5 separate regions of the Mus musculus genome follow, and all the other regions are linked to region 5. The links are chromatin loops, found by intact Hi-C in ENCODE. Cell type or tissue: gastrocnemius. All regions are shown on one strand. Links, peaks and the distances in the headings refer to the core of each region. The heading gives the core; the rest is flanking DNA. Region 1 holds the start of Slc12a9 (solute carrier family 12 (potassium/chloride transporters), member 9). Region 2 holds the start of Trip6 (thyroid hormone receptor interactor 6). Region 3 holds the start of Srrt (serrate RNA effector molecule homolog (Arabidopsis)). Region 4 holds the start of Mospd3 (motile sperm domain containing 3). Region 5 holds the start of Pop7 (processing of precursor 7, ribonuclease P family, (S. cerevisiae)).

Region 1 (6,264 bases), core at 437-5,436, 170 kb before region 5:
CCTACACATGCACATACACACAACACACATGTACACTCCATATACTGCCCCCCCCCAAAAAAAAACAGAAAGAAAAGAAAACACATCTAAACAAGAACCTAACGTTTGAAGCAAGCTTAAAATTTTGTGTTGGGAGCATTCATTGCTATCCTTGGCCACATGTGGCCAGAGCACTACAGGTTGGACATGCCTGGGGACAGTAAGTTCCCTGGGGGCAGAGACAAGCACTGGGTTGCCCATGTGCATCTTGGGAGACATGACTCCACAATCCCAGATTCTGAGAAGCCCAGCACCCCCCACCAGCTTGGGGAGAGCACAGACCAGCCCCGAAGACGTCCAGTATAGACTCCACCAGTCCCAGCAGGGATACGGCACAGCCACAGACGTTAGCCAGGTAGAACATGAGGCCAATGCTGCCACCAACCTCCGGCCCCAGAGTCCTGCTGATCATGACTAAAAGTGGAAGCAGGAGATTGAGCGTTAAGGGAAAAGAAACTGAAATAGAGGAAGGGGCCCTAAGCCAACCTCCCAGCTGCCTCACATCCAGGTTTCCTGTAAGCATCAGCTCAGCTGCCAGCAATGCTGTGCCTATGTCCTAATCTCTGCATAAATCCTAAGAATGCACAGCTTTCCCCATTTCCCCGCTAGGATACATGAGCCCATTTGTCAGGCAAGCCCTCTACCCTGAGCGCCTCCCTTGCTCTCTTTTTACTCTTTATTTTGTTTGTTTTTTAATTTTTAAAAAAAAAAAAAAGAATTCATTTCATGTACATTGGTGTTTTGCTTGCATGTGTGTCTGTGTGAGGGTGACCGGAGCATCTGGAACTGGAGTTATAGACAGTTGTGAGCTGCCACATGGGTGCTGGGAATCAAACCCGGGCCCTCTGGAAGAGCAGCCAGTACACTTAACCCCTGACCCATCTCTCCAGCCACCACTTTGTGTGTTTTTGATACAAGGTCTCAAGTAGCCCTGGTGGCTTCCAACTCACTATGGGTTGGATGACCCAGAACTCCTCAGCATTAGAGGCATGGTTCATCATGTCCCTCTCTTTATTTTTTTATTTTGCCCAGGCTGGTCTCAAATTCATTCTGTAACCCAGGGTACTCTTGGGATTTTCATCCTCCTGCCTCCATCTCCCAGGTACCCAGGGTGAGAGGCCTGCATTTCCATGCCTGGTATCACTTTCCTCATCTGTACAATGACTATCAGTGAGCAATTTTTTGTGGTTGTTGTTGTTAGAGGGGGAGAAGGACTGGGGATCGAACCCATGCATGCTAGGCAAGCACTCTACCCCTGAGCTACATACACACTCTGTGCTTAAAAAACGCTAACTGCTAACAGTGTTAGGAGACCAGGCATGAAGATAAGAGTGCTGGTCACCTTTACTGGCTATATTCATTAACATTTGGCCTATTTTCAGACAGAAGATATTGGCCCCTTTCCCCTCCTGAACCTTGGAGGACAGAAATACCCAGACCCCAGTCCATCTAGGTTGGAGGATACAGTAGGCTCCGCCCCCTCTCACAGCTCCATTGGTGGCAATGGCACACACTGAGAGGACTGTTAGTGCCAGAATGATGTAGGCAACCAGTAGCATCGCCAAGGCCTGCAACAGCCCAGCGTGGCCCACCACGAACCCTGCACAGGGGGAGAAAAGCAGGTCACAAGGGATGCTTATATACCTCTCCCCCTTCCCCCCATCCCACTGGCCAGCACAGTCCCACAGCAGAGCCACACACAAGGCCTCAAGGGGCCTTACCCTCCATCTGACCACATGTACTAGGGTCCATCCCTAGCCTTAGCCCCTTCCCAATAATTCCCTCCTCTACTCACCAATCCTCAGAAACACGACTATGCTAAACATGGACAGAACCGTGGGCACCACCACACCCAGGAAGGTGGAGAGCTTGCGGGATGATGGCACTCCAGATACTCCAGCTCCATTGGGAGGGAAGGCAGCCCCCTCTTCCCCCAGAAGCCGGTAGGCCAAAAGAGGGGAGCTCTCGCTGGCCATTGCTGAACGCCAGCAGAGGAAGCCACAAAAGGGCTAGGAGACCTGTAAAAAGAGGTTTTAGTGGCTGGATAGCAATACCACAGACCCTCTCTCCCTAAACAAAACCCTAATTAAACACTCAGTTTCCTCAAAAGGAGAGTTGCAAAGGATACACACACACACACACACACACACACACACACACAGGGCACAGAAACTCAAAACTGTCCCAGCAACTTCCCCACTCTCGGACCCTGGTGTTTAAATAATCAGGGTCCCTTTCAGTTCTTAGGGACCGTGTCATCCTCCGTGCCTCTGAAACTAGGGGTAGCAGTGAGTCTGCGAAAGGGACACAGATCCCCTTGTCAAATAGGTCTCGCCTTAATTGGCAACAAGAGGGGAAGAAGATCTCCTCAAAGGGAAGTTAGCTATTACCAGTAAACACCTCCTCCCAAGTCCTATGCTGCTCCTGTCGAGTACCCTCAATACAGCACCTCACACATGGGCAATAAGAAACTTTCAAAGCTCTCAAAGCTCCACCTTGTATCACCCCTGTCCCTCAACCCATCTCAATCCTGACCAGATTTTTCTAATCTCTACAATGAGCCCTCCAAACTCTATCAATCCAAACAGAGCCATCAATTGTCCAAACACAAATGCAGGCAGCCTAGCATCAGCCACACAGGATCCCCAGGGTCCTCCTCCCCCACCCACCCGCTCTTGTCCACTTGCTTCAGTAACTGGATGCCTGGGGGGGGGCGGGGGGGACAGGCATCTGGCTCCAGCCGGCCAAGTGCACCCTGCATCTGGGTGCCGCAGGGTGCTCACTCACCACCTAGGAATGAAGCTGCTCCGGTGTGATCCCAGCGCGCCTGTGGGGCTCCGCTATAAACCGAGGGGGCGAGGGAGCCGGAAAAAGCAAGCGGGCTACCGGGATGTCAGGCCCGGAGCCTGCCCTCCCCAGCAAGGCGTCCCATTGGTCCCGATTCAAGCCCCGCCTCAAAGGTGTGGTCTACACTCAAGCCCCGCCCACACTCTCGTACGCTGCCTTGCAAGCCAAACCGTTCCACGTGCGTCTCGGGTGTCTTTTGCAAGGTAGTGGGTCACGATCCTCAGAGCCCCCCGTTGCCAGGATGCTAGCAGATGCCCATGGTGAGGGTCTGACTGCACTCCGAGCTCCAGGACGCCCCCAGGAATATCTGAAAGGGGCGCGTGGCGACTGCGGAAAAGTGGAGTGGGCGGAACCGCGGCACCTGACTCAGGTACACACCTGGGAACTGAGAGCGACGTCGGTCGGCGCCTGCCGGAGTCGTACTATTTCAGCTTCTCGGGAGACCCAGAGTGCCTCGGGCTTCCAGCCTGGTCCCTTTCACATTCAGAGGAGACCCCCTCCTCGTCCAGTTTCAGCTCGCAGGCTGCGCTCTTCTCTTCGGCCACGGGAGGGAGCCGTGATCCTCCATCCCGACTCAGGTCCGGGTAAATAAGCAGGTAACCCTGCTTGCTTTTGTGCCTAAGATCCTGTAACTGTGAGCTGGGCAGTGGTGGCGCATGCCTTTAATCCCAGCACTTGGGAGGCAGAAGCAGGCGGATTTCTGAGTTCAAGGCCAGCCTGGTCTACAGAGTGCGTTCCAGGACAGCCAGGGCTACAGAGAAACCCTGTCTCGAAAAAAGAAAAAAAAAATCCTTTATCTGTGACCCCAAAACTCCAACTTCAACCCTTACAGGTCTTACCAACGACGCTTCCTCATCTATAAAACGGGACTTAAAAAAGACATCCCTTCAAGGAGAGCAGTTGAGAGATGAACTAACCGTGTATACTCGCAGGGGGCATGGGTGGGGGCGCTCTTTATGTAGACCGGGCTAGCCCCATTTCAATACATAGCTGAAGAAGACTTCGTGTTTCTGATCCTCCTGCCTATACCTCCCATGTGTTGGGATTACAGATAAGTAACAGCACAGCCTGATGCAAATATTTATTTTCCTAAAAGAGCACTGCCCCCACCCACCCCGAGATTAAACACAGAGCCTCAAGCACACTAAGTGATGCTATAGTACATACGAAGCCTTAACATATTGACTCTTTAGTCCAATACATACATATTCATTTTTCCCCTCACACGGTATTGTATTAAATATGCATAACCATTCTGTGAGTGCACGTTCTACTACTGTGGTTGTATTAGATTAGGGAACTGAAGATGGGAAGCTTTTTTTCTTTAGATTTTTTTTTTAAATGTGAGTATTTTGTCTCATGTATGTATGTGTACCACGTGCGTGCCTAGTGGCCATAAAGGTTAGAAGGGGTGCTGGATCCCATGGGAGTATAGGTACGGATGATTGTCAACCACCATGTAGGTGATGGGAACGGAATCTGGGTACTCTGCAAGAGCAGCAAGTGCCCCACTGAGCCATCTCACTGGTCCCCCTTGGAGACCTTTAGCCACATGTTCTGAATTTTTATGTAGCGTAGCAATTCATGGTCACCCTGTTATTTGGACCTCCAGAATGAGCACAGTTATAGAGTCTCACATTCCCATAGAAGAGGCTGGGGCTCCAAGTTACCAAAAGCACTTGTCCTAGAAGCACAAAGACCCGAGTTCTGATCCCCAGAGCTCAAGTAAAGGAATCTGAATAAGCCGGATGCTGGGGAGGCAGACAAGAGGATCCCTGGGGCTCAGCATAGCTGCACTGGTGACCTCCAGGTTCAGTGAGAGAAATAAAGTAGAAAGTTACTGAGAAAGACACGTGACCTAGGCTTCCTCGTGCGTATGAATTTATGTGGACACAGATGGGCACACCTGCTGTGGCTCTACCAAGGATAAATCAGGCATCCCTGCTACCCATGTTTCAGACAATATTTGGCGATTTTTTTTTTTTTTAATTTCTAAAAGCTCCCTCCACTCTGACTATGCAGTTTGTGTGATTGTTTGAGCCTGGCTCTTAAGTAACCCAGGCTGCACAGCTGTGGATAACCATGAATTCCTAAGCTTCCTGCCTCCTCGTCCCAAGTGCTGGAATTATAGCTATCTTGCCACCATGCCTGCCTTCTTCTTTCTTGGTTGTGTCTCCCCCACCCCCTCAATTTTTCAAGACAAGGTTCCTCTGTGTAGCCCTGCCTATTCTGGAACTTGGAACTTGTTTTGTAGATTGGCTGGCTTAAAACTCAGAGCCTCTGCCTCTGCCTCTCTGCCTCTGCCTCTGCCTCTGCCTCTGCCTCTGCCTCTGCCTCTGCCTCTGCCTCTGCCTCTCTGCCTCTGCCTCTGCCTCTCTGCCTCTGCCTCTCTGCCTCTCTGCCTCTGCCTCTCTGCCTCTCTGCCTCTGCCTCTGCCTCTGCCTCTCTGCCTCTGCCTCTCTGCCTCTCTGCCTCTGCCTCTCTGCCTCTGCCTCTCTGCCTCTCTGCCTCTCTGCCTCTCTGCCTCTCTGCCTCTGCCTCTCTGCCTCTGCCTCTGCCTCTCTGCCTCTCTGCCTCTGCCTCTCTGCCTCTCTGCCTCTCTGCCTCTCTGCCTCTGCCAAGGGCTGAGATGAAAGGTATGAACTACCACATCTGGCTAGTCTTGTTTATGTCTTTTTGTTTGTTTGTTTTTGAGACAGGGTTTCTCTGTAGCCCTGGATGTCCTGGAACTCACTCTGTAGACCAGGCTGGCCTCAAACTCAGAAATTCACCTGACTCTGCCTCCCAAGTGCTAGGATCAAAGGTGTGCGCCCCCACTGCCCGGCTGTTGTTTATGCATTAAGTGTGGTTTTGTCTGTTGGTTTTGAGGCTGGGTTTCATGTAGCCCAGGTAGCTGGCACTCAACTGAATCTCAGAGGTATACCTATGTAATAGCACTCGGGTATATCCTCTGACTGTTACCACAGAAACCTTCCATCCAGTGAAATGTCTTCAGGAAGCAGCCCAGAATCAACTCCAGCGTCAGACAGCCTATCAGGGTAGGCTCACAATCCTTTCATAATGAGCCTCTCTCCCTGGAAGAGAGGAAAAATCAAATAAACTATATACTGATCATGGTAGTTCATGCTTGTAACCCCACCATTCACTCACAAGGCTGGGACAAGGGGAGTGAGGGTTCAAGGTTATCCTTGTCTACATAGACACTTTGAGGCCAGTGGAGTCTACATTAGAACCTATCTCAGCACTGAGGAAGAGGAGAAAGGAGGGGAAGGAGCTGCCACCCTCTGGCTTTTTTTCTTTTCTTTTTTTTCTCCTTCCTCCCTTCCTTCCTTCCTTCCTTCCTTCCTTCCTTCCTTCCTTCCTTCCTTCCTTTAAGAC
Region 2 (6,264 bases), core at 772-5,771, 190 kb before region 5:
ACCACAAACCACAGTGCCCAGCCCCAGCTTACCTGAGGCTCATGCCCACCTCCTCTCCCTCCTCCTGCAGGGATATGTACTCCAGAAGGTCCCTCCGGAACCCCCGGTCCTGGCTCTCGGTGGCTCCTATAGCCAGCCCCCCAGACTTCACCACGACCTGTCAGAGGAAAGTGGGGGCCTGGAAGAGGCCCAGAGGCCTGAGAGGCCCCTCGCCTGGGCAGTCCACAGCCTCTCACAGGTTGAGCCACCTTCACTTGTACAGGGAAAGCAGGGCCAGCTGGCGTGCTCGCGGTAGCATAGGAGGCTGGGGTAGGTCCACCATAGTGGGATGCTGGGAGCATCGGGGTTGGAACAGCACCTCCACTGGGCTTCAGGGAGCCTCCGCGGTAAGCATGGGGTGGGGGAGCCTCAAAAGCCTGGGAAGACAAGCAATGCAGAAACAGTAAAGCCAGACCCAAGATCCATGCGTGCCAGGTGGGAACCCCAGGGTAGCAATGACTTCTGACAAGTTCCCATGGCCTAGGCCTGCCAAGGAGGAAGTGCGTGATTCCTTGAACCAGGTGTTTATTAGTTGCAAAGAGGGTAGGTGGGCAGTGAAGAGGGTGGACTGAGGCTGAGAAGCTAGGGCAGGGAACTGGCTGAGGATGGGGAAGCAGAGACAGAACACAGGAAGTCACCTGTCTGTCTGGCCGCCTAGGTGCATGACTGCGACCCCCGTCCAGATCAGCCAACATGCTGGTGAGCGAATCTATCTCAGCATCCAGACTGCCAGGGCGGATGATCCCCCTGTCTGGAGGGAGCCCCTGAGACAGAGGGAAAGGAGGAAGAACAAATGCTGATGACACCCCCGACCTAGACTTCTTTCACCTTGACCCTGAGAGACCCTACCCTCATCTCCACTTCTCACCTGCAGGCGCTGGGGTGTTCCATGGGATCCCACCCAAGTAGGCCCCCGATCTTCCGGTACCCCCGGAGGCTGATAACAGTGTTCAGGCGGGAGGGGGCAAAAGTTGACCCTGGGGTGAGGCTGGAGTGCTAAAGGGAGAGACAGGAGGTGGGACTGGAGAAGGGTACCTCGGTAGAGCTGCCCTTCTAAGGGTGGCTCTCCTTCTTCACATTCCCGGGAGTCTGGGAATCAACCAAGAGTCAGGGAAAGTTGCACAAGAGCTGGGGCCTCTGGTTTGGGAAAGGGACAGCAGGAAGCAGGCAGGCAAGGGAGAAAAGGTGAAGGAAGGTGGCCAGCGGCTCTTCTGCTACTCCGGCGTGTGTGAGAGAGGAACACTTACTTGCTCCGTGGGCCGTTGGCGGGCCCAGGGCGCCTCTGGGCAGCGATCTCCCCTGAGGGAGTCTGGAGGGTTCTGGCTGCTTCGGGGGAAGCCAGGTGGGCCCGGACATGGTCTGGAATAGGGTTACTCCACTCCAGACAGAGGTCAGGGTCCCCACAAGCTCAGAGCCTGGAGCTCGGAGCCTTGGGCCCTTTCCCTCCCTTACTGTCCCACGCCCCGTTTGGGACTCCCGCAAAGAAACTTTTTCTGGCTTTTTTTCCTCCCTTCCTCCCCAATTTTGGAGACGACCACGCCCCCTGACGTCACCACATTCCAGGGGAGGGTCACGTGGCCCCAAGCCTTATTCTACAATCCTTCCCCTCTCTGGCCCCCTCCTGTTAAGAGAAGACCGCCCTCCTCCGGAGCCAAGCTGCAGGGTGGGCTGCAGGCCGCTCTGAGAGGCTCTGGCCCAGCAATTCTCTCGGATCCCTGCCCCAGTCTTGCACGTGGCAGCCTCTCGGCCCAGGCTCTGAACGCATCTGTCTCCACCCCCTCACGGTTCTCTCCCTTCCCACCCGGCTGCCTCTCACCTACCCACCAGCAGTGCTCCACCAGCCCATAGTGTTTCGGTCTTTTATTTATGGTCAGTAGTTAGAAAAATAAAACAAAACACAAACATCACCACCCAAGGAAGTCGGGGAGAGGGAGGCGGTGCGTCTGTGGCCAGGATGGGGACACTGAGGTAGCCTAGAGTCACAGAAGAGGCCAGCCCCTCTGGTCAAGGCACCAGTGAAGGAAGCGGAGGAAGACCAGGGACAGGGCCGCAATGTCCTCCCCTACAATGGGGCAGCCACCTAGAATTAGTGTACTATGTCCGTTCCCCCGCCCAAAGGAGACCATGGTCCCCTTAACACATCATCCAAAGGGCAGGGCCCACTTGGGGCGGGGGGAGGGGCGTCCATTGCTCAGAATGAGCCTGGGCCCGCTCTATCCAACCCTGTATGAACAGGCATCAGAGATCAGTGCAGGTTACCGGAGTGACCCCGTGAATAAGAAGGGTGGGACCCAGATCACGGCTCAGGGTCTCCAGCAGTGCCAGGTATCTGGGGTAGCGAGCAGGATCAGCAGGCGGTCGAGGCAGGTACAGGAAGGTAAGGGCTGTGGTGGGTCCCTCCTCCCCATCCCTTCCTTCGGGTCCCCCAGGGCCTCCTACGGTGCCTCGCCCCTGCTGTGCTCGCACCAGGGCATTGGCACTGCAAGCTAGAGCCTCAGCCTCTTCGTCTCCTCGACCACCATTCACAAAGTCCCCTTCCTCCTCCTCAGGCTCGCCAGTCTCTGCCCCTTCACCCCACACCACCTCTTGCACCTCTGCCCGGATCCTGAGTTGACTCAACAGGGCCCGAAGCCTTCCCTCTGCTGCCCCAGGAGCCTCCCTGGGCCCCAAGCACAGGAAGATCCGGAGCCGGGCACTGTGCCAGGCAGGCACCATGCTTAAGATGGTAGCCATCTGCAACAGAAAAAGGCCACAGACGTCCACGTAGCCAGGTCCACCCCGGGGCCTCAGCAGGTTTAAGGGCCACACGTCCACATGATGTAGCTGAGCGCTGCTACTGGACCCCCGGCTTAGCCGCTCCGGGGGCAAAGCCCCACATGCTCGTGCGAGAACCACATTCTTGTTCATCTTGAGAGCATCTGCCACCGTGGCCACGTAGTCTTGGGGACTGAGAGCCCTGGGGCTCCCAGGAGCCCGAGGTGGAGGGAACAGCGTGCTCAGGGCTGGCGACCCGCCCTCTCTGGTGCCCTCTGCAGGTTCAGAGAAGGCTGGGTCTGTTAGAAAATGGTCCTGGGGTGGGGCATCGTCGTAAAAACCCAGCACCAATGTGTTGGGCTTCATGCCGCCTAGGAGCAGAGAAGGGAGGCAGGAAGGAACAGAAATCAGACTGAGGACTGAGTTTACACCACATAAAACGCGCCCACTCACACTTAGGTCAGCCATGAGGTATGGTATCCTCCTTGGCCGAAGCCCTTACAGCAAACATCAGACACAGGTTTGCACAATGATTTGGCTTTGGCTAAACACTTTCACAGGCATTTATTTGACTATCTCTAGGACTCATCTCTTCCACTTTAAATAGGTAAAGTTCCCTTTAGGATGTTTTTCCCTTGTGAGGAGAGATGCTGGAGATTAAAGCTAGTGCTACGAGATCGATCAAGAAGATTAAGAACAGCTATATTCCAAGCCCCATCGTAGATTTCCTTTAGGGTTGGGGGGGTGTCTGTCTGTCTGTCTGTTGGCTTGCTTGTTTTCTTGCTTTATCGTTCTAAGGCAGGGTTTCATGATGTAGCTCTGACTGGGCTGCAACTCACTGTGTAGAACCAGCTAAGCACAAACTCATGGAAATCGACTTGCCTCTCTCTTCTGAGCTCTGGGATTTAAGGCACTCACTCACTCAAGGTTTTTGGTTTTCCAGACAAGGTCCCAGGCATCCTGGGCTTTCTTTGAACTCTGAGTGGCAGAAGATAACCTTGAACTTCTGATCTTCCTACATCCTCCTCCTAAGTGCTGGGATTTGTGGAGTGCTGAGAGGAACCTTAGGGACCTAAGTGCTCTACTGTACTGGCTGGTTTTGTATGTCAACTTGACACAAGCTGGAGTTTTCCCAGAGAAAGGAGTCTCAACTGAGAAAATGCCTCCATGGGATCCAGCTGTAAGACATTTTCTCAACTAGTGATCAAGTGGGGAGGTCCCCTTGTGGATGGTGCCATCCCTGGGCTGGTAGTCTTGGTTCTATAAGAGCAGGCTGAGCAAGCCAGGGGAAGCAAGCCAGTAAAGAACATCCCTCCATGGCTTCTGCATCAGCTCCTGCTTCCTGACCTGCTTGAGTTCCAGTCCTGACTTCCTTTACTGATGAACAGCAATGTAGACGTGTAAGCTGAATAAACCCTTTCCTCCCCAACTTGCTTCTTGGTCATGATGTTTGTGCAGGAATGGAAACCCTGACAAAGACATCTACCAATGAGCTACAGCCCCAGATCTGGGTTCTTTTAGTGCTAGGGTTGGCTGTTATCAACCTCAGGCCCTAAGCAGCTCATCTTTTTCATGTTAGGAGAAGCCATTTCAACCAGGCATGATGGCTCCAGCCCATAATCCCAGCAACCAAGAGGCTGAGGCAGGAGGATTGCTCTTAGTTTGATGCCAGCCTAGACTACAGAGCTAGACCCTGTCTCAACCAGAAAACAAGCAAGCAAAACCCCAGAGATTCAAGTTAGCCTCTACTGAGGAAAAGAGACTTCTGTAGCCCAGGCTGGCTCTGAACTTGCAGCCCTCTCTGCCTCAGCCTCCTGAGTAGCTGGGATTACAGCCTGCATCACCAGGCTTGAGTGAAATAAAAGCAGAGAGCCTGGCCATTCAAGTTCATGATGTCAATCTCCAGGGAAGACCTCCCAGGCCCCTAAAGGGAGGCCAGGACGATCTATCTCTAGTCTTTGCAGCTTCCTTCAAAGCTCCAGGGACAGCAGTCTGCAGGCTGGTACCCAGAGGAGGCAGAAAGTGTCTGTTGTTTATCAGAGGCCACATCCTAGAGAAAGCGTTCATTTACCTCATTTGAACCCTGTGGTAACGCTATGAGATAAGTACTATTCAGTCTGCCCCTTTTAGAGATAAGGAACCAGCCTCAGGCCCCACGCAATGAAGTCACTGGCCTCAGGCCTGAGAGGGCTTGGGCACGAAGCTGAATATGTCTGCCCACATGAGAGGCCGTACGTTCGGTCTCCAACCTTCCTAGCTAGGCTTGGAGCAAGCACAATGACTCAAGGCTGTCCAAGAAGTCCCAGTGGTGTAGTAGATAAAGCAAGGGCCTCTCACATCCCCGACCATAATCGCTGGAGATTTACTTTTTTTACTTTAAAAAAAATTTTTTTTATGAGACCAGATTTTCATTATGTTGCCCAGGCTGGACCGCAACCCACCAAGCTACTGCCTCAGAAACTTCATTTTCAGGATATGGCAGCTCATGCCTATAATCCCAGCACTCAACCAGCTAAGGCAGGGGCATCATGAGTTCAAAGTCAGCCTAGACAATTTAGTGACACCCCATTTAAAAGAAAAAAAAAACTTCTAATTGTTTTTTTCCCTTCTTTTTTGAAACAAGGTCTCACTGAGAATCCCTGGCTGGCCTATATCTCCCAAGTGTTGGGGTTAAAAGTGTATGCCTTGATACCTGGCCTCTACCTTCATCATCACCATCACCATCACCATCACCATCATCATCTTGTGTTGTGCATGAAAGGGGGGTATGGATGCCAAGGTATTCATGTGCAGGTTAAAGGACAATTTTATGGGGTCAGTTCTCTCCTATCTTTATGTGGGTACCAAAAATGCCAGCCCTCTACCTTATTTTTTGAGTCAGGGTCTTACAGAATCTGGCGTTCATTGCCTGGCTGGCCCTAAGAGCCTTCTTGCCAATGCTGGAATTAGATGTGCCCAGAGGTGCCCGGCTTTGACATGGTGCTGGGGACCCGAACACAACTCCTACTTACACAGCAACAGCTGTACCTGGTATGCCACGCCCCCAGGCACACCTTTTCCTTTCCAGTGCAGCCATCTCCCTCACCCTCAGGGTATGTCTCACTAGTATAGGGACCCCTTTGTAGAAGAAAAGCTAAGGCCCTCAGGTGCCCTAGAGGTAAATGGTAGTTATATCACAAACCTCTTAGCAGAAGCTGACTGCAAGCCCAACTAATTGTCCACCACTTTGCACCAAGCAGTTCAAAGTTCAATGCTGTTGACCTTTGGCCTGACTTACTGCAGGGGGAGATGGAGGTGTTTGCTCAGATAACAGACACTAGTCTTGGGATCTAGGAGGTGTCTAAGCATGGGATCGGAGGTCCCTGGGGTACAAGGCTGCAGGCCTGGCTATATGAGTCACAGAGCTGCACTGCCTGCTAGTGTAGACCTGTGATCCTAGCTGTGTGGGAGGTTGAAGCACAAGGATCTAAA
Region 3 (6,264 bases), core at 644-5,643, 200 kb before region 5:
TCCGGAGTGCTGATTAGAGGTGTGAGCCCTGCTCCTGGAAAGAGCTGGTTTAAGAGTAAGTTGAAGCAGGCAGAGTGTAAATCTAGCACTTAAAAATGGAGGCAGCTACAGTGTGTATGAGATACACTAGGCTACATAAGACCCTGTGTCAAAACTAACTCTGAAGTGTGTTGGACTGACTCATCAAACCACACCAGCAGGCTACAGCTGTGGCTCAAACACTCGCCTAGAATTGTCGATGCCCTTCAATTCTGCTACATTAAAATCACTGCTAGCAGATCTTAAACAGCTCCTGACACTTTTCACTGTACAGTATCAAGCCATGGTGCATCATAGACTCTCATCTCAAAGTCTAAACATCAGGACTACTCATACTAATATATACAAGTTTCTAAAATGAGTTTCTACCAGCATGCTCCACTAGCAACAAATACTGACAGCTTTCCTCTTAGTAACACTTCTCTTAACTTCTTTTCCTACACACATCTGCCAAGCACTAAGTGTGAAGCCCCGGTGTTGACAATGCTCCAATAAAAACCCAGCACCTGTGAAAACCACTCCAGGCTCCCCCATCAATCACCCAGCTGCTCTTGCAGTGACTACCCAATGCTTAGCACAATGCTCTTTTATGCATTCTTCTCATCCATAAAACCAAACCAGAAACAAAACACAGTGCTCTATCTGGGACACTAAGTGGTGCTCTTCCTTCAACCGTGCATCCTTTTCATGACTTCTGTCCTAAGGTACTAGCGGCTTTAACCAGCACTCCTGCAGCTCCACTAAGAAAAACAGCAATGTCTCTCTACAGTCTGAGAACCACTACATCAACCAAGAGCACGTGCTCCTGTCTCAACTGTGTTGTGCTTACTGACCGCAAGCTGTTCACAGCACCTGTGTCTAGGGAATTCCCTAGAAATCCAGCTAAGTGTCTCTTTCCTGTGGCTCTCCAAAGCACTACATAGATGGCCATCTTCTGCTCCTCAGAACTTAAGTTCCTTTGCAATGATCATGCCTACTTGTGACATGTAACCAAAGCCACTTTGACCTCTGAAAGACTTCATCTAGCTTCAGACTCAGAAAAGCAAATTTGATTTTCTTTTTTCTTAAAGAAGCACTAAGGTGAGCTGGGCATGGTGGCTCACCCTTCTATTTCCAGCCCTGAAGAGGCTTAAGGCAGGAGTGTTATGTTCCAGGTCAGCTTATTCTACGTGAGGCCCTTTCTCAAAACCTAAAGGGCAAGGGGGCTAAGAGAGATGGCTCTCAGAGTTCAAAGAAGCAAGGCTCGGCTCCTAGGAGCCACACAGCAGCTCACATCCTTCTGTCAGTTCCAGCTCTAAGGATACAACACTGTTCTGGCTTCCTACAGCTATCAGGCACAGCATGAATGTGGTGCACAGAAATCACGTAGGCAAAACACTTATACATTAAAAAAACAAAAACCACAGTGCCGCACACCTTTAACCCCAGCACTCGGGAGGCAGAGGCAGAGGCAGAGGCAGGTAGATCTCTTGAGTTCGAGGCCAGTCTGGTCTACAGAGTGAGTTCCAGGACAGTCAAGGCTGTACAGAGAAACTCTGTCTCAAAAAACATACCAAAAGCTAAATAATTAATTTTTGATAACGTGCTGGAGAACTGACTCAGTGGTTAAGGGTTCTTGCTAATCCTACAAGGGACCCATGTGCGGCTCCTCTTAGCACACGTGGCAAGCCACTCACAGATGCTTGTTCCTCTAGCTGTAGGCCCCATAAATCACACTCATTTGCATATACCATCCACACACTCTCACAATCACACCCACACTAGGCTTCCTCTTTTCCAGGCTTTCCCTTCATTTCATACTTGTTTCGTGAAAGGGAGTCTCACCATGTAGCCCTGGCTGGTCTCAACCTCTTAAATTCTATCTCAAAGTCATTTCAAATCCCTCTAAAGAAACTGAGAGATGACTCAGCAGTTAAGAGCACTGGCTGCTTATCCAGGTCATGAGTTCAAATCCCAGCAACAACTACAGGGACCAGATGCCCTATTCTGTCATGCAGATGTACATGCAAATTGAGCACTCAAACAAATAAATCTTTAAAAATAAAGAAATCTGTTTTCAAGTTGAGCTATGGCGCTTAACTCACTAAACTGGCTTTGTTTTTGTTGTTTTTACTTCACCTCTGGATTTAAAAAGGAAGAGAGGTAGAGAGCTGGCTCAGTAGTTAAATGCACTCCTTTTAACCACTCTTGGTTGGCTCCTCTTGCGGAGGACTAGGCTTTGAGTCCCAGCACCCACAAAGCAATTCACAACCATCTTTCCTGCCCATTTCCCAGAGGATCTAAAGCCTTCTGTTGGCCTCCTCGGGCACCAGGAACGAATGAGGTGCATAGACATAATGTAAGCAAACCCCCATGAACGTTTTATTATATAAAAGAAGAAATGCACTTGCACATTTCTTATCTCAATTACCTGTTTTAAAAATCCTTTCAAAAAACTCTTAAACAGGATGTGGTAGAATACTTCCTTAATTCAGAAGTTTAATGTCATCTTGAGCTACCTAAAGAGTTTCGGGCCAATCTCACTTTGGTCAGTTTGTGCTTTCTTAATATTTGGATTTGAGATTGTGTCTCCCTATGTAGCCTGCACGGAAGATGCAGTCCAACCAGCTGTGCGGAGCTCCTGTCCAGCACTAATACTGACCGTCACTTTGGTTAAAAGCTCAAAATCTGAGCCAACGGTGAATAGACTGAAACTACAGAAATGGCTCAACGGTAAACTGCATCCTAATAAGATTTTGTAAGGTAAAGACAAAAAAGGAAACGAAAAGAAAAATTGTGGCGCGGAAGGGTTGTACGGGGCGGGGTATGGACGTTAATACTGTCTCACCGGTCATTCCAATCGTCCCCTCGCCGTCTTTCATCCCTTTCCCGGGAACGGTCATAATCGCTGCGCTCTCTTCGAAATTTGTCCCTGCGTCTTCGGTCGTATTCATCATCACTGTCACCCATGGTGCTGTCAGAGGAGGCCTGGGGCCCGGCGGCGGGTAGACACGGTGATGATGAACAAGGACCAGAGGAGGGACAATCCCCCGGGGACAGCACGCCCGCCTCCCTCCCGCCGAGGCCGGCCTGCCATCCCGGGCAGGGCGATCGCTCCGACAGTTTCACTGTCCCCACGGATTCCCCCTCGTCCACCCCCGAAGCCCCCGGGCACGGTCCTCTCCTCGCAATCCCGCCGCCCGGGCCTTTCCTTCCCCTCCCCCACCTGGCAGCGGTCGGGGCCGTTGGAAGCGCGCGCCGGCGGGCTTGTTTTCCGGGCGGACCGGAACGAGCGACAATGGACCACAAAGAGGGTTGGAAGGAGACGCTGGGATTCTCAGCCCGGAGACGAAGGGGAAGAGAAGAGCGGGACCGCGGGGGGGGGGGGGGGGCAAGGAGGCGCGCGCGCGTCCTACGTCACTCCCGGAGCTCGGCCTCCAACTACAAAACAAGACCCCCGGACCAAACTAAAACTCCGAGATTAAAAGAATGACGGGAAGAGGGTGGAGACGCGGAAGTCTCGCGTGGTTTTGCGACAAAATCGCCCCAGCTTCTCGGAGCTACGGAAGTTGAGCTGGGCCAAGCCAGGCCTTCTGAACGTGCTCGTGCCTACTTGAAAAGGAGGGCACTGGAGAAGTTAAGTGTCACTCCCGTAAGGTATCCTGGGTAGGAGCTAGTTTGCATCCAAAGGTTGCTTTGCAATAGCCCTGGGCTGGGGCACCTCTTGACCTCCTCAAGGGCGGATTTGCTATCGAGGGGTTTGGGGACGATGGATGTCTAGGGAATAATTCATAGAAGCAACCATTTTAGAGGCATCTCCTCCCACCATTTTCTCCTGCAAAAAAATACAGTATGTGCTACTTATAAAATGCGTTCTTCCTGCTTGTCTTGGACAGAGGAGCCTAATACTCATGCAAAAGTGTAAACCTCGATCTTAATGCCCAGTTCTTTAATGGGAGTCTTTACATTGCAGTCTGGAAACAACCACCAGGATCCACTAGTTTCCAGTTGAAATCCCTAAGATAACAGTAAGCCCTTTTCCATGAATAGAATACTAAGCTAAACAAGGGAGCATGCCACTGTCTTGCTCCCAGAAAAGAATGAAAAATCCCAGCATCTAATAAGGTGTATTTACAAGGGGGCATTTTAAAAACTTAGCAGACAGTTACGTTGGCACAGGCGTAACCCGAGTTACTCAGTAAGTCAAAGCAGAATCAAATTCAGGGGTTGCAAAATGAGTTCAAAGCCAGCCTTGACAATTTTCTAAAACCCTTTCTCAAAAACATTTTCCAAAGAGGCCGGTCCAGTGTGTAAGAGCACTTCCTGGTCTTGCAGAAAATCAGAGTTGGAGTCCCAGCTCCCATGTGGCTGGCTGCTCACAGACTGTTAACTCCAGTGCCTAGGGAACTGACACCTCTTCTGGTCTGCAAGGGCACTGCACTCAGATGCACACACACCCACACACTGATACACAGATACATATACTCATCATTTTGTTCCAAAACAAGGTTTCTGTGTACCCCATGGCTGGCCTGGAACTCCCCTTGTAGACTAGGTTGGCCTCAGACTGAGAGATCTTCCTGTCTCTGCCTCCTGAGTACTGGGATTTAAGTCTTGCAACCAGCTCATACACACGTAATTCAAGAAGATGGGAGCATGGTGGCGCTCACCTCTAATCCCAGCACTCTGGTGGCAGAGGCAGGCAGATCTCTGAGTTGGAGGCCAACCTAGTCTACAAAGGGAGTTCCAGGCCAGCCAGGCAGGGCTACACAGAGAAAGAAGGCCCCGTCTCAAGAAAGAAGTAGAGGAGGAAGAGGAGGGAAGCAATGAGAGTCGTACAGCTCAATGATAGAATGCTTGCCTACCGTATGACAGGACCTGGGTTTAGGAAGAAATAAGCTAAGAAAGGAGAGAGGGAGACTGAAGGTGCTGTTCAGCAGGTGGGCATGTGCTTAGCATATATGAGTCTCTGGCCCATCCCCAGCACCCTCCATCCCCCACAAGAAAAGTAGCCATGTGCAGTGTCACATTCCTGCAGCCCCAGCACTGCAGAAATGAGGGCAGAGGGATCCCGGGTTCGAGAACAGCCTCAGCTATCTAGCAATGTTTCAAACCAAGGGTAGCCTGGGATACTTTACAGTTTGTCCTTTAGAGAACTACCTCTGTTTGACATTTGGCCTATGTCACGGCACTGTGGCTAAATGCACCGAGCAGGTCAGCATCGTAAGTAAACATAGGATCCGAGATGATGCCTCCCTCTGGAGAATGGCATGGAAAATTGAAATCGATGAGCACACCAGGTATATTTGTTCCTTCTGGAGCAAGACCAAGATGAAGAAAACAGGCCACTGGCATCTGGCACTGTGGTGGCTGGTGCAGCCCAGATCTGCGACACCACTTCTGCTGTTGTATCTGGCATCAGAAGTCTGAAGGACTTGAAAGACCAGCAGAAATCCAATCATCTGAGACATCCCTAGCCTACAGTAAACAGGTTAATTTATGTAACAACAACAATAGTACAGGATGAGAGTTAATAAAAGATATGCAGGATCTCATTATGTAGCCCCTCACTGTCCTGGAACTTAGTATGTAAACTAGGCTGGGCTCAAACTCACACTCTGCCTCCGCCTCCTGAGTGCTGGAGTTCAAGCTTTCACCAGCCTCATCCTGTGAGACTCCAATAAAGAACAGACTTGGAAGTGCTTTTAAATGCTCCAGGGATTATTATTTCATGAAGAGAGGAAGAAAAGACAGCATTTGATGGCAAACACTAAGGGTAGATGTTGGGGGAAGTGACGGACGGACGGACGGGGGCTGAGATCCCAGCAGGTACTTCTCAGAGCAGTCAACAATCAGTGGTGACAGTGGCTGAGAGCTCTTGGATACGCCAGGCGCTGCAAGCCTTGCACAAGATGTGCCCATCCAGCGGGTAGCAGCCTTGACACTCTCCCTCAGAGGACAGCAGCAGCCCACACTCCTGTGAGAAAGAACAAAACCTTCATTAGCCTGGGACTTTCCCACAGTGCTTTTCCCCCAGCTTCCCGGGCTCTGCAAAGCTCTCGCTCCTGCCCAGGGACCCCCCCTCACCTCACACTTGTAACAGCCGATGTGGAAACTTCGATCCAGAGCAACAATTCTCACCGTCTCCTCCTGACCTGGTTCCGGCATGATGGCCCCACCACACACTGAGCATCGTGGGGCAAATTTCCTGCAGTGGAGGGGAACCAAAGAGGCTATCAGGTCCCT
Region 4 (6,264 bases), core at 574-5,573, 96 kb after region 5:
AATTAAGACTGTAGGGCTCACACTTGCCACCGAGTCTCATAACCTGAGCTCAGTACCTAGAATCCATAAGCTAGAAGGAGAGAACCAATGCAGAAATTTGTCTTCTGACCTCTGGTGTACACTTTTTTTTTTAAAGATTTATTTATTTATTATATGTAAGTACACTGTAGCTGTCTTCTGACACTCTAGAAGAGGGCGTCAGATCTCATTACGGATGGTTGTGAGCCACCATGTGGTTGCTGGGATTTGAACTCAGGACCTTTGGAAGAGCAGTCAGTGCTCTTAACCACTGAGCCATCTCACCAGCCCTCTGGTGTGCACTCTTATATGCGAGTACATGCATACATACATACATACATACTCACGCACGTACATGTGTATGCAGACACGCGCGCACACACACACCATTAGAAAAAGAAAAAGTAAGAAGTTTGCGATAAGCATCCTACGTTTCTCATTTTGATTTTTAAAATGTATTTTAATCAACTTGGAAAATGAGTACAAATCCCAGGTGCTTGCTGTGGGGAGGCTGACAATCAACGGATGGGCGGAAGCGAGGGAGGAGGAGCAACGGATGGGCGGAAGCGAGGGAGGAGGAGCAACGGATGGGCGGAAACGAGGGAGGAGGAGCAACGGATGGGCGGAAGCGAGGGAGGAGGAGCAACGGATGGGCGGAAGCGAGGGAGGAGGAGCAACGGATGGGCGGAAGCGAGGGAGGAGGAGCAACGGATGGGCGGAAGCGAGGGAGGAGGAGCAAGGTGCAAACATCACAGTGGCTGCCTTAGGTCCCTGCCTGCGAAGGAGAGGGTGGGTGAGGTGGGTTCAGCTGAGAGTTCAGGTCCGGAGGAGCACCATGGTGAGGAGGCCTGAAGGTGGGAGAGAGAGAGAGAGAGTCCATGTAGGGGCCTTCCTCTCCCTATCCTTTCTCCGGAAGAGGGCCCCGTACTCCTCCACTGTGCTCACCTAAGACGTAGGCCGCAACCAGCTTCTGTCCCAGGGACACGTGCAGGACTTGAGGCAGCTGGCTGCCAAGCTCATCCTGCAGTGGTAGGAGCAGGAAGGCCACAGAGATGACGCCTGCCAGCAAGAAGAGCAGGAAGGAGCTGGTGGCCAGCTGCTGGGGGGCATCTGCAAAAGGAGGGAGATGAGCACTGGGGGCCACAGTCTCTCAGGGATCGGGAAGGACGGGAGAGATGAAACTACGTTGTTGGGGTTGATTCGTGTACTATTTACGTATTTAGAAACAGGGATTCACATGCATGTAGCCTAAGATGGCCACAAACTCATTATGTATCCAAGAACGGGTCTTGAGCCGAACAGTGGTGGCGCACGCCTTTAATCCCAGCACTCGGGAGGCAGAGGCAGGCGGGTTTCTGAATTCAAGGCCAACCTGGTCTACAGAGTGAGTTCCAGGACAGCCAGGACTGCACAGAGAAACCCTGTCTCAAAACAAAAACAAAAACAAAACAAAAGAACTGGGTTTTGAATTTCTGATCCTCCTGCCTCTCCCTCCCAAGTGCTGGGATTACAGATGTGCAACACCATATCCAGCTGTGGTTCTCTTTCCTGAGTGTGTACATGGATGAGTGGGTGGGTGGGGACATGTACATGTGCTATGTAGAGAGGCCTCAGGTGCCATCTAACGTGTGTTTGAGGAACTGGGTCTCTCAGTGGAACCTGGACTTGTCTGTTAGACCGGCCGACTGCTTAGCCAGCACCAAGGATCTGTCTGACTCTGCATCCTCACAACTGGAATTACAAACAAATTGCTACCGTGTCACCAGTGCTGGGGACTGAGCTCCGGTCCGTGTTCTTTACCAACTGAACTGTCTCCTCAACCTTCTCATCCAGCTGTTTTTCTAAGTATTCCTAAGTAGCCGAGGCTGGCTTCGAACCTGCAACCCTCCTTCCTTGCTTGCAAACCCCCATGTGGTGTTACCCCAGGCCTGTGCCACCATGTCTTTGTGTTTACATCCTATTGCCTTCTAAGGGTACCCTGGGAATGTTCTCTTCTCCTTGGTGCCTCTGTCCTGAAGCCACAAGAAGCTCTGTCCTCTGGTCCCCACTTCCTCTTGCCTTCTATACTATGTTCTCAGTGTCCTGGGCTGACAGGAAGGGACCTCTGTATCTCTCATATCAAGCATACCAGAGCTGACTGCTCGGGGCTAGAGAGATGGCTCAATGGTTAAGAGCACTGACTGTTCTTCCAGAGGTCCTGAGTTCAATTCCCAGAAACCACATGGTGGTTCACAACCATCTGTAATGGGGTCTGATGTCCTCTTCTGATGTGTCTCGTTATATATATAAAATAAATAAGTAAATTCTTTTTTAAAAAAGAGAGAGAGAGAGAGAGAGCTGATCACTCAGTACAGGTTTTTCATTGAACTGAACATAGCTGGCACCTGAGACACTGCAGTTGGAGCTGGAGAAGAACTTGTCTCTCTGATTAGAAGTTAGAAACCAGGACAACTGCAAAGTCTTCTTCCTCACACCTGATAAAAAACCTCAAGCAGGATTATCTACACACACACACACCACACACACACACACACACACACACACACACACCACACACCACACACACCACACACACACACCACACACACACCACACACACACACACACACCACACACACACACACATGACACACACACACACACACCCACACACACACACACACACACCCCCATATACAGCACACGCACACACACCACACTCACACACACACCACACAGACACACACCACACACACACCACACACACACACACATACCACACACACACACACCACACACACACACACACCACATGCACACCACACACACACATACCACACACACACACACCATACACATACACAGACACACACACAGCACACACACACCCCTGAGCCCAGAGACTTCTTCAAACCCCATTTAGTTTCTTTCTAGGGTATTGCGACTGCGTCTTCTCTCCCTACAGAGGTCCCCAGTGCAGGGCTGGGGTTACTGCTCAGCAGTACAGTACTTGGTACCTGGTAGGCCTTTGCCCAGTACTGCAGAAAACCAAGACCCGTGGAGAGATGACTCAATCAAAAAAAGGGCTGACCATGCAAGCATGGAGATCTGAGTTCAGTTCTCCAGAACATACTTAAAACTGGGCATGGAAGTGTATGCCTATAATCCCAGTGTTTGGGCGGTGGAGGCTCTGGATTCTGCACCGCCCATCCAGTCTACAAATGAATGTATATTAGGTTCAATGAGAGAGCCTGTCTCAAAACAACTAAGGGTGAGAAGAGACTGCACATGTGCTCAAGTCCATGCATAAGGACCCACATGCATATACTCACACAATACATATACACAATACCACACACACACACACACACACACACACACACACACACAAAGAATCTGTTCAACTCACTCTCCTGAAGATGTCTGGCTGGGGTCAGTCCTGTCCACACAGGAGGCCCTGGGTTGGGCGTTGGCTCAGAATGTCCCTGAAGCTCCAGGGGGTACGCTGGGGCTCGAAGAACAGAGGTGATGTCTTTTCTTCCAACCACTCGTCCCTCAGTCCCCTCCTCAGACAGCTCAATGCGGAATCTGTCCTGGACGTCATAGTGGCTGGGGACGGGGGCCACGTGCCGTATCACACTGAACCATTGGGAGGAAAGGAAGTGAGAGGCAACCAACCATGTAAATCCAGATCTCCTCCCCAGAAACTTTTCCCAGAGTGACTGCAGTCAGCAGGAGAAAAGACAACAGGTAGCTGTGGTGCCTGGCTGCTTCCCCAACCTCCCCACTCACATGTCAATGCAGGACTGAGGCTTCACATATCCCTCTGCATCGAATACCGTGTATTTGGCAGGTGCTGTGCACAGAACTGTCAGATAAAGATACGCGAAGAGATCTTAGGCAAGTTTTACTTATAGTGCTCCACCGGGGCCCCTCATGTCAGCAACCCCGGAGATGGACATGATTTTTTTTTCAGACCCAAAGCTAGGCATCTTGCCTCTTGATTAATTCCTCCAGCCCACACAGTCTTCCCATATCCTGCTACTAACCCCCAGAGCCCTAGCTCTAAGGCGCCCGTCTCTTCACCTCGGAAGCGAAGCGCAGTTCCCGTGGGGTTGTAGAGGGTCAGCAGCTGCCGGGGTCCACTTCTCTGGTCCGCCCTGAATACTAGATCCGGGGGAAAGACCAGCACCGGGACAACGGGTCCTGAGGAAGGAGGGGAGCCCCGGGACCCCCGCCCAGGGGCCCCCGGACCCACCAGCTCCTGGTCCTGGGGCGCCCCACGGCGCATGCAGGCTCTGGGCGGTCGGACATCCGAGGGCAGAGCTCAGGAGGACAAGAGGGTCTTAGAGTTTAGGGCTAGTGACGCGATGGATGAAAAGAGGACAGGGGGAGATCATGAGCAGAGCGAGGCCTGATGTCACCACTGCCTTGGAACCCCGCTAGATGTGGATCCTGCAGCCCCGGGCCCCGGTTCCCAAACCTCCTCTCCTGCCAGCTGGGCCCCAGGTTCCTATAGGCCCCGCCCCCAAACCGCACCGCAGTGGCCACGCCCACCTGGCTAAAATCCGTCCCGCCTCGTCGCTTCCCAATCCGGGTCTTCCGGTTTGGGGCGCAGTAAACCCGCCCTGTTTCTGACCACGCCTTTTCCGGGTCTTCCCGCTCCGATCTCCTGACGGACTCTGCTCTTTGAGAGTCCCTGACCTCCAGGTCACCGAATTGTGTCCCTGTGCCCTTTCCTTGAGCTCGGCATATGCTCTGCTCGGGATCCCGCCTGTGAACAGCCGCTTGTACTGTGATAATCACCTCGCGGTCAAAGTTTCCTCCGGTCAACTTGTGACCAAATTAAGGGCGCCATCTTCCCGAGAGTTCCTTTATGCACTTCCGCCGTACGGCCTCTCTTATTGGTGGGTGCTGAATCCCTTCCGCCCCAATGTTCGCTGATTGGTGTTCTTCAAAGACCAAACACGCCTCCTTTGGCACCACTGATTGGCTTGATCTTGGTAAGAATTTTATGTGTCCTGAGTTCCTTCTCTGTCTGAGAGTTAAGTGCGAGAGGCGGGACTGTGAGCAACGACCTAGCGTTTGTTTATCTGGGCCTGGGAAACGTATGATTAAGTCAGTAATCAATAAGCAGAACTGGATGAGGCAGGAACTTTTTTTTTTTTTTTTAAATAAGAGGGTTAGTGCTGAAGGGTTCGGACCCAGGTTCGCTTCCAGCATAGACATAGTGACAACTATAACTCCAGTTTCTGGGAATCGAACGCCCTCATTTGACCTCTGACAATACGTGGGTCATATACATGTAAAGAAAACTTTCGATACTAAAGATGTGCCTACAAACCAAAACAGGAACCACCAAGAAAGCAGGAGAACTTTTTCTAAGCCGGCGCTCCGTCAGGACGAACATGTTCAGCTCGAGCGCCAAGATCGTGAAGCCCAATGGCGAGAAGCCCGACGAGTTCGAGTCTGGCATCTCTCGGGCGCTTCTCGAGCTGGAGATGAATTCTGATCTCAAGGCGCAGCTGCGGGAACTCAACATCACCGCAGCCAAGGAAATTGAAGTTGGTGGTGGTCGGAAAGCTATCGTAATTTTTGTACCAGTTCCTCAGCTTAAATCTTTCCAGAAAATCCAAGTCCGGCTAGTGTGAATTGGAGAAAAAGTTCAGTGGGAAGAATGTAGTCCTCATTGCTCAGAGGTGGATTCTGCCCAAGCCAACCCGGAAAAGCCGAACGAAAAATAAGCAAGAAGCGCCCCAGAAGCCGCACCCTGACAGCAGTGCACGATGCCATCCTTGAGGACTTAGTCTTCCCAAGTGAAATTGTGGGTAAGAGGATCCGTGTGAAACTGGATGGCAGCCGGCTCATAAAAGTTCACTTAGACAAAGCACAGCAGAACAACGTGGAACACAAGGTTGAAACTTTTTCTGGTGAGTACAAGAAGCTCACAGGCAAGGATGTTAATTTTGAATTCCCAGAGTTTCAGTTGTAAAGAAAATGACTGAATAAAGTGTCATTCATAGTTAAAAAACAAACAAACAAACAAAAAACCAGGAGAACCATTTGGAAAGGGGAAGGTGATAGGGGACAAGAGATACAGTGGGGGTGATTGTGATCAAAATACATTTATACACGTTTTATATACAAATTGATCAATTTATTTCTGTAAAACTCATCTGTAATTAATATGATTAGAAAAAAGACAGAAAAACAAAAAGGAAAAGAAAACTACCAAAAGTAATCAGGCACAGTCCTGTAGTTTCAGTA
Region 5 (6,264 bases), core at 588-5,587:
TGCAAGTATATCTGTGCATGGTGGGCATGCCCATGCCCAGGGAGGGCAGAAGAGGGTGTTGAATCCCCTGTCACTGGAGGAGCCAGGAGGGTTCTGGGAATTGAACCAGAGTCGTCTGGAAAAGCAGCTGGTGTTTTTGACCACTGAACCCATCTCTCCAGTCCCTCCTTTATGTACCTTCTATTCAGTTTATTAGTCCTTTAATTAAGGATTTATGTCCTGGTGATCTGGGGCGATCTTTGTAATTCTAGGCACAATCTCCTGTCAGATGTGTGGGTGGCAAAGGTTTTCTCCAAGACCGTAAGCATCTCTTCACTCTGCAGGTTTGCTTTTGAAACAAGAGTAGCCCAGGCTGGTCTCAAACCCACCCTCCTGCTTCAGCTTAAGCGTCAAGATAATATATGCATGTGATCACACCCAGGTCAGTTGGCTTTTCAGAAACAAGCCTGTGAGCCACTGTGTAGCTCCTAAAGCCAATCAACACGTCTCAGGAGAAAGCTTTCAGACGTTGGTTCTCTCCCATTACGTGGGCTCTGGGGATTAAACTCAGGCGGTCAGGCTTGCCTTTACCCCTGGAGCCATCTTGGTAGCCCCTCCAATTTCTCTTCGGTATTTAGTTTGGGCCCCGAGCCCATGGATGGAATGCTGCCATCCACATAAAGAGCAGGTTCTCCCTACCTCAGCTAAACACATGCCCAGAGGAGTGTCTACTGGGTGATTTTACATCTAAGCAAGCTGGCAAGAAAGATTAAACAGCTGAACTAGGTTGATCTCAGACTCTAGACTACCGATGCCCAGCAACACATGAGCTCTTCGGGAACAGGAATCAAGTGTAACAGTCAAAACTGTCAGTTCAAGAGCTAGGGGCTTAGCCGTAGAAGGGCTACTTAGAATCCACCACTGAAGAGCTGGGGGCGTGGCTCAGCAACAGTAGACTTACTTTGGGTAAAAAGGCCCTAGGTTTGACTACCAGCAAACAAACCGTCAGTTTTGCATGTGTATGTGTGAGTACCAGTACATGTGCTACAGTTTACGTGTAAGTCACCTTCCACTTCGAGCCAGGGTTTCTTGCTGCTGATGTTTATGCCGGAGCAGCTAGCCCACAAGCTAGCGAGGATTCGCCCATCTCTGATACCTATCTCACTGTAGAAGCATGGGAATTGGATTCAAGAGCTGCAATGCTCCGCAGAAAAATGAGTTCTGCTGATTCAAATATTCATGATTATTTGACAAGTGCCTTGCCTATTGAGCCATCTCCCCATCCCTCCCCCGTCATAATTCTTGTGGTTACTAGGAATTGAACCTCTGGCCTAATCCTATGCTAGGCAACTAGGTAACACTCACTAGTCACGATTCCTTTGCTGAGTTATATCCACAAAGAACTTCCCTCACCTTTAAACCTTCTCTTTTCCCAAGCCTGGGAACCATGAGAGCCGGATACATCCCAGCTGTAGCTAGCTCAGTCGATGAGTCTACTCTCTCATCTTCCTGAGAGCACACTGTAACAATTAAGCTTCCGTGTTACACTCAACAAATTTGATTCCCGTCATACTGTGGTTCAATGTGAGATGCCTTACTGTGGCCTATATACTTGCTCTTTCCTACCATTTTCCTATTCAAGTACACACAGAATTACACTAGGAAAAAGAGGCCATTCGAAGCCCGGCACCAACACAACTTAATAATTTATTATACAGGACAAGGAAGATTCACTTCTCGGGCTCTCCATTCTCAGTCCTCTAGGCTGAAGTAACAAGGTAACAAGAGGCTCAGGACAGAACTCAGAACAAGAGCCACTATGAAGCACTAGAAACCTCGGCCACATGGATGTGTGTGCTCAGAAGCCTTGGTGGGTCCAAGTCAGCCTCCCTTCAGTTACTTGGGCGTGACCCTGAAGACTCGGATGTGGATGGCTGAGTTGTTCCTGACCCTCGTCAGGGGCTCCCGAGAGTCAGTCTCTGGCTCCAACTCGTCCACCAGCTCCACGGTGGAGGTATTGGCGGCCACCTGTAGGGACCCAAAGCTGCCCGCCTGCAGCTGCAGGGCGATGTTGATGGCCCGGTTGATGGCCAGGCCCAAGCCATGAATGTAGATTTCAGTGCATGCGTTCTGCCCCCTAGTGCCTCCGTCCAGGAGCTTTTGGCAGCGAGCTAGCTGGGCCTTAAAGTCAGTCTTCATGTTGACATAAATGTCGTTGGGCCTCCGGGGCAAGCGGTGGGGAAGTCGCTTCCGAAGGGTGTACTCCACAGGGTCCAGCTCAGCCTCGATGGCACAGCGGGGTTCTCTGTTTTCTGCCATGCTCTGAGTCCTGGCATGGAGAAGGAACAAGATTCAGGGAGGTCAGGAGAATCCTTTCTTGCCCGGCTTTCTAAGGGTGCAACCAGAAGGGGGCGCCCTCAACACCCTCTTCCTTCCCAGTGTCTCAAGCCCTTCCACTTCCGCTTTCTCCACTCCCAGTTTTAATTCATTCATCACGTGGTTCCCATTCCCGGCGTGTCCACGCCTACCTTCTTCCTTCCTCAGTGCCCTTCACTCGCGTGAGCCTCGCCGACCGATCCAAGTGGACGTCGCTGGCCTCGATATGCAGAAGAAGAACGGAGAAGGGATCGGAAGAGGAACGCCGGGCAGGCTCGCCAGCAAGGGCTACGCACTGCGCACGCGCGTCCCCGCTCCAAGCCGGAACCGATAAGCTTATGGCCTTCTAGGCTTCCGTACTCTCCGCCTCCTTTCCTCGTGCGCGTGCGCAAGGCGATTTAAGGCTCGCGAGACTTGAGGGTTCGCAGGGTTCTAGTGAGCGCTTCGAAGGGCGGGACTAGCTAGCAGAGGCGGGGCTAATTGACAGAGGCGGGCCCAAGAGGGGCGTGGCGTGGATCGCCCAGTTCTCCCCTCCCCGGGCAGGGCGGGACTCGAGGATCGAGGCGGGAAGCAGGGCTGGAAAAGGGGGTTCGGGCAGCGACCCCGGGTCAGCATTGGAGCTGGGATCGCAGGGGCCGGAAGCCTGTAGTCCACGTCCATCCCACTTCTGAGCAGTGGAGTTGACAGCTGACCTCCCGCCCGACGTCCTGACAGCCCCGGAAGCCGAGAAATCGAAGGGATCGTGTCCACCATGATGGACTCCTCCCTCTGCGAGGGACCCACATGAGGTGCCAAGTGTTGGCAGCTTCCCGCCACACCTCTTAACTGTCCCGCCGCACTCGAGCTGCTTCCCGCGACCGGCAAGCCATGACCGGCCGCTCCCTGGCGGAAGGGACAGGAACTGCAGTGCTTGGGTTCCTAGCCCCTGAAAGTTAGTGGGAATCTGGATCTCTGCCCGCAATGGTAAAGCATTTGGACCGTTCCCTGCAGAAAGGCGTGAAGCCTGCTTTGGGGCTTCGTCCTAGATACATCTCCAGGCCACTTACCTAGGCTGAATCTGACTGAAGGCTGGAAAGGGAAGTGTGCACTCTGCTATATAGCCAACCTTGAACTTCTGATCCCCCTGCCTCCACCTTGTGAGTGCCAGGGTTATAACCGCAGGGACTCACTCAACTGAGATACATCCCTAACTTCTAGGATTTAGGTTAAAATGGAAGGTTTGACATGCTAGACCTCAGTTTACTCCGAGCTGATCTATATATTTAATGAACATTTAGAGGAGTCTCAGGAAGAGTTGCACATATAAACCAAAAAATCTTTTTTTGGGGGGTGGGGGTGGGGATAGGGTTTAACGATGTAGCTCAGGCTAGCCTAGAACTCATGCTCCTGCCTTGGCCTCCCCAGCGCTAATGTTTTAGGTGTGCACGACTGCACCATTTTAATAAACTTATCCTAAAACTTATGGCAAATAAATAGACTGAATAAAATGATTTTGTAACGTTGTTGGACTCAACTGTCTTAGCAATTACGAGCACTTTCTGCTCTTCAAGATGACTCTCTTGAAGAGGACTCGAGTTTGTTCCCGGTACCCATGTTGAATGTTAAGTCCAGCTTCAGGAGACCTGACACCCTCCTCTGGCCTGTGTGTGTGCCCAGACACACACAGGCACATATATAAAAATTTAAAAATATATATTTACTTTTAAAGCTATGGCTATTGTGTGTATGCAGTGCAGGGACCATACACGTTGTGAAGTCGATTCCTCAACCTTTATATTGGTTCTGAGGAGCAAAGGCTCACACAGCAAGGACTTCACAGCTCACACACTGATCCATCTTGCCAGCCCCTTAAGACTTACCATGCAAATACGGTCATTAAGAAAAGTGTGCTGTTGGCAGGTGTATATATACAAAAATCAATAAAATAGAGAACTCAGAAACACTCAAGTACACCAAGCCATTGGAGAAAGGGCCTCACAGCCAGGCTGGCATCAAACTCAGTGAGCGTGCCCTTGAAGGTTGGCTCAACTGCCTCCCGCTGCCAAGTGTGGGAATTACAGGTGTGGGCCAGCATAGCTGATTCATGCAGTGTACTTGCTACCATTTGAGTTATAGCTCCGGCCAACTCATTGTCTTGACAGAAATGCAAACATAGCACAATGCAAAAGGACTGTGTATCGAGTGCTTCTGAAACAGACCCGAGGGTGGGGGAGGGCCTTAAGACCATAGCGTGGCCAGTGGCTCTGAATATGAAACTGTTAACTATAAAACAAATGGAGAAAATGTAAGGGGATTCTTCAAGAGGCTAGTCAGGCAACCAGTCCAGAGACAGGGTCGAGGTGGGGTGGGGAAGACAGATAAGCTGTTGTTCATCAAAATTTCAAGGGTGGAGGGTCTAAGGTAAGGCTACCCACTGTGAAACCCAAGAACCTGAGGTGGGGCCCTGGGACCCACCATAATAGAAGAAAAAAGTCCACTCCCAAAAGCTTTCCTATGAGTGTATGTCCATGCTCATATACTCCCCAAACACACTCAAAATAAATAAATTTAAAAATAAAATTTAGAAACCTTTAAAGCTGGGCACGATGACTCACCCTGTAATACAAGCACTTAGGAGACTGCGGCAGGAGGATTGTCATGGCCTCGAGGCCAGGTTAAGCTAGAGCGCTCCAGACTGCAATGTGAGACCCTGTCTCAAAAAGAAAACTTTTATGAACAACCAAAATAATATGAAAACAGGATGCACAAAGCTGGGTGTGGTGGTGCACGCTTGGTCCAGGCATGCAGGAGGTAGAGGGCAGGAGGCCTAGTCCCATCCTGGGCTATATAGCAAGTCTGAGGCCAGCTTAGGTCTGAGACCTGTCTATAGAGAGAAGGGCTGGAGAGATGACTCAGCGGGTGAAGTGCATTCTATCCAAGCCTAATGACCTGAGCCTGATGAACCGCAGGACCTACGTAAAGACGGGAGAGACCCGACACCACAGTAGTACTCTGACCTCCAAATGGTGATGTGGCTGGCACAGATATGCTCTCGCCCAACATACACCATTCACACGTGCACATATGATAATAATAGTAATAATGATAATAACACAAATTATAAAGGAGGAGATGGTAAAAGAAGCATGGTATGGGAGAATATATTTTCTTTTCATCATATATTTAATAAAAGATTTGTATCTAGACTATGTAAAAACTGGGAACTGAAGAGTTTACCCAAGTGGCATGGTGCCTGCAAAACCCAGATCTCTGCAGTTTGAAGGCTTAGGTAACAGGAACATGTTTCATAAAAGCAAACACACACACACATCCCAATGAGCAAAGACAGGAAATAAACAACCCTGCTAGTGGCAGTGATGCACACCTGTAATGCCAGCACACCAGAGGCAGAGGCAGGCAGGTCTCTGAGTTCCAGCCTGGTCTACAGAGTGAGTTTCAGGACAGGCAGGGCTACACAGAGAAACCCTGTCCAGAAAAAGAAAGAAAAGAATAGAAGAAAGGAAGGAAGGAAGAGAGGAAGGAAGGGAGGGAGGGAGGGAGGAAAGGAGGGAGGGAGGGAGGGAGGGAGGGAGGGAGGGAGGGAGGGAGGGAGGGAGGGAGAGAGGGAGGGAGGGAGGGAGGAAAGAAAGAAGAAACAAGAAACAACTCAATTACGAAATGGACAGACGTCCTGGACATTTCAGCATGGTCAAAGGATAAGTACCTCACAAAATGTTCAATATGATTAGCTATTAGGGAAATGCACATATAAAATGACAGTAATGTGAGGAGCCAGGGATGTGACTCTGTTGGTAGAGTGCTTGCCTAGTGCACAGAAAACCCTGGATTCCACCCCTAGCAAGGCATAAACCACAAGCCTGGGCACCTGTAATCCCAGCACTCAGTTGGTGTAGGCAGAGGGATGAGAAG

Evidence for each region. Hi-C counts contacts between places; a loop is a spot of excess contacts. Peaks named below come from ENCODE experiments on the same cell type or tissue, not always from the same donor. Only the 100,000 strongest peaks of a DNase experiment are listed, where the experiment ranks them.
Region 1: it touches region 5 in a loop (2.3-fold over the local background); 14 of 42 quality-filtered maps call a loop at or near these places.
Region 2: it touches region 5 in a loop (2.5-fold over the local background); 3 of 42 quality-filtered maps call a loop at or near these places.
Region 3: it touches region 5 in a loop (4-fold over the local background); 6 of 42 quality-filtered maps call a loop at or near these places.
Region 4: a loop joins it to region 5, with 2.5 times the contacts of the local background. A loop is called at or near these places in 3 of 42 quality-filtered maps.

Annotation. Positions count from the first base shown.
Region 1 is chr5:137,330,622-137,336,885 of GRCm38, forward strand. Slc12a9 (solute carrier family 12 (potassium/chloride transporters), member 9) reads right to left here and starts at 2,961. Exons shown (of 14, transcript NM_031406.3): 1 at 2,827-2,961; 2 at 1,835-2,057; 3 at 1,505-1,639; 4 at 322-453. The coding sequence starts at 2,015. In gastrocnemius, for the core only: a CTCF peak has its summit at 3,425 (motif pointing right); DNase peaks (open chromatin) are centred at 2,995 and 3,405; H3K4me3 peaks cover 1,494 bases; H3K27ac peaks cover 1,347 bases.
Region 2 is chr5:137,312,674-137,318,937 of GRCm38, forward strand. It overlaps Trip6 (thyroid hormone receptor interactor 6), which reads right to left and starts at 1,568. Exons shown (of 9, transcript NM_011639.3): 1 at 1,287-1,568; 2 at 908-1,035; 3 at 678-803; 4 at 33-416. The coding sequence starts at 1,395. Slc12a9 (solute carrier family 12 (potassium/chloride transporters), member 9) reads right to left here. Exons shown (of 14, transcript NM_031406.3): 14 at 1,885-3,164. The coding sequence ends at 2,278. In gastrocnemius, for the core only: a CTCF peak has its summit at 3,070 (motif pointing left); DNase peaks (open chromatin) are centred at 1,635, 2,482, 2,746 and 3,006; H3K4me3 peaks cover 1,487 bases; H3K27ac peaks cover 1,929 bases.
Region 3 is chr5:137,304,180-137,310,443 of GRCm38, forward strand. It overlaps Srrt (serrate RNA effector molecule homolog (Arabidopsis)), which reads right to left and starts at 3,495. Exons shown (of 20, transcript NM_031405.2): 1 at 3,245-3,495; 2 at 2,867-3,006. The coding sequence starts at 2,988. It overlaps Trip6 (thyroid hormone receptor interactor 6), which reads right to left. Exons shown (of 9, transcript NM_011639.3): 8 at 6,106-6,226; 9 at 5,720-5,995. The coding sequence ends at 5,864. It also overlaps the pseudogene Gm43013. In gastrocnemius, for the core only: no CTCF peak of the experiment used is centred there; DNase peaks (open chromatin) are centred at 3,245 and 3,543; H3K4me3 peaks cover 3,216 bases; H3K27ac peaks cover 3,190 bases.
Region 4 is chr5:137,596,188-137,602,451 of GRCm38, forward strand. Mospd3 (motile sperm domain containing 3) reads right to left here and starts at 4,521. Exons shown (of 5, transcript NM_001254762.1): 1 at 4,084-4,521; 2 at 3,790-3,865; 3 at 3,407-3,636; 4 at 964-1,128; 5 at 458-866. The coding sequence starts at 4,288. The coding sequence ends at 835. It also overlaps the pseudogene Gm7285. In gastrocnemius, for the core only: no CTCF peak of the experiment used is centred there; DNase peaks (open chromatin) are centred at 3,615, 4,560, 4,904 and 5,439; H3K4me3 peaks cover 2,560 bases; H3K27ac peaks cover 2,305 bases.
Region 5 is chr5:137,499,772-137,506,035 of GRCm38, forward strand. It overlaps Pop7 (processing of precursor 7, ribonuclease P family, (S. cerevisiae)), which reads right to left and starts at 2,658. Exons shown (of 2, transcript NM_028753.2): 1 at 2,508-2,658; 2 at 1,668-2,308. The coding sequence starts at 2,298. The coding sequence ends at 1,876. In gastrocnemius, for the core only: CTCF peaks have their summits at 2,363 (motif pointing right) and 3,250; DNase peaks (open chromatin) are centred at 2,419, 2,772, 3,187 and 4,386; H3K4me3 peaks cover 2,456 bases; H3K27ac peaks cover 2,633 bases.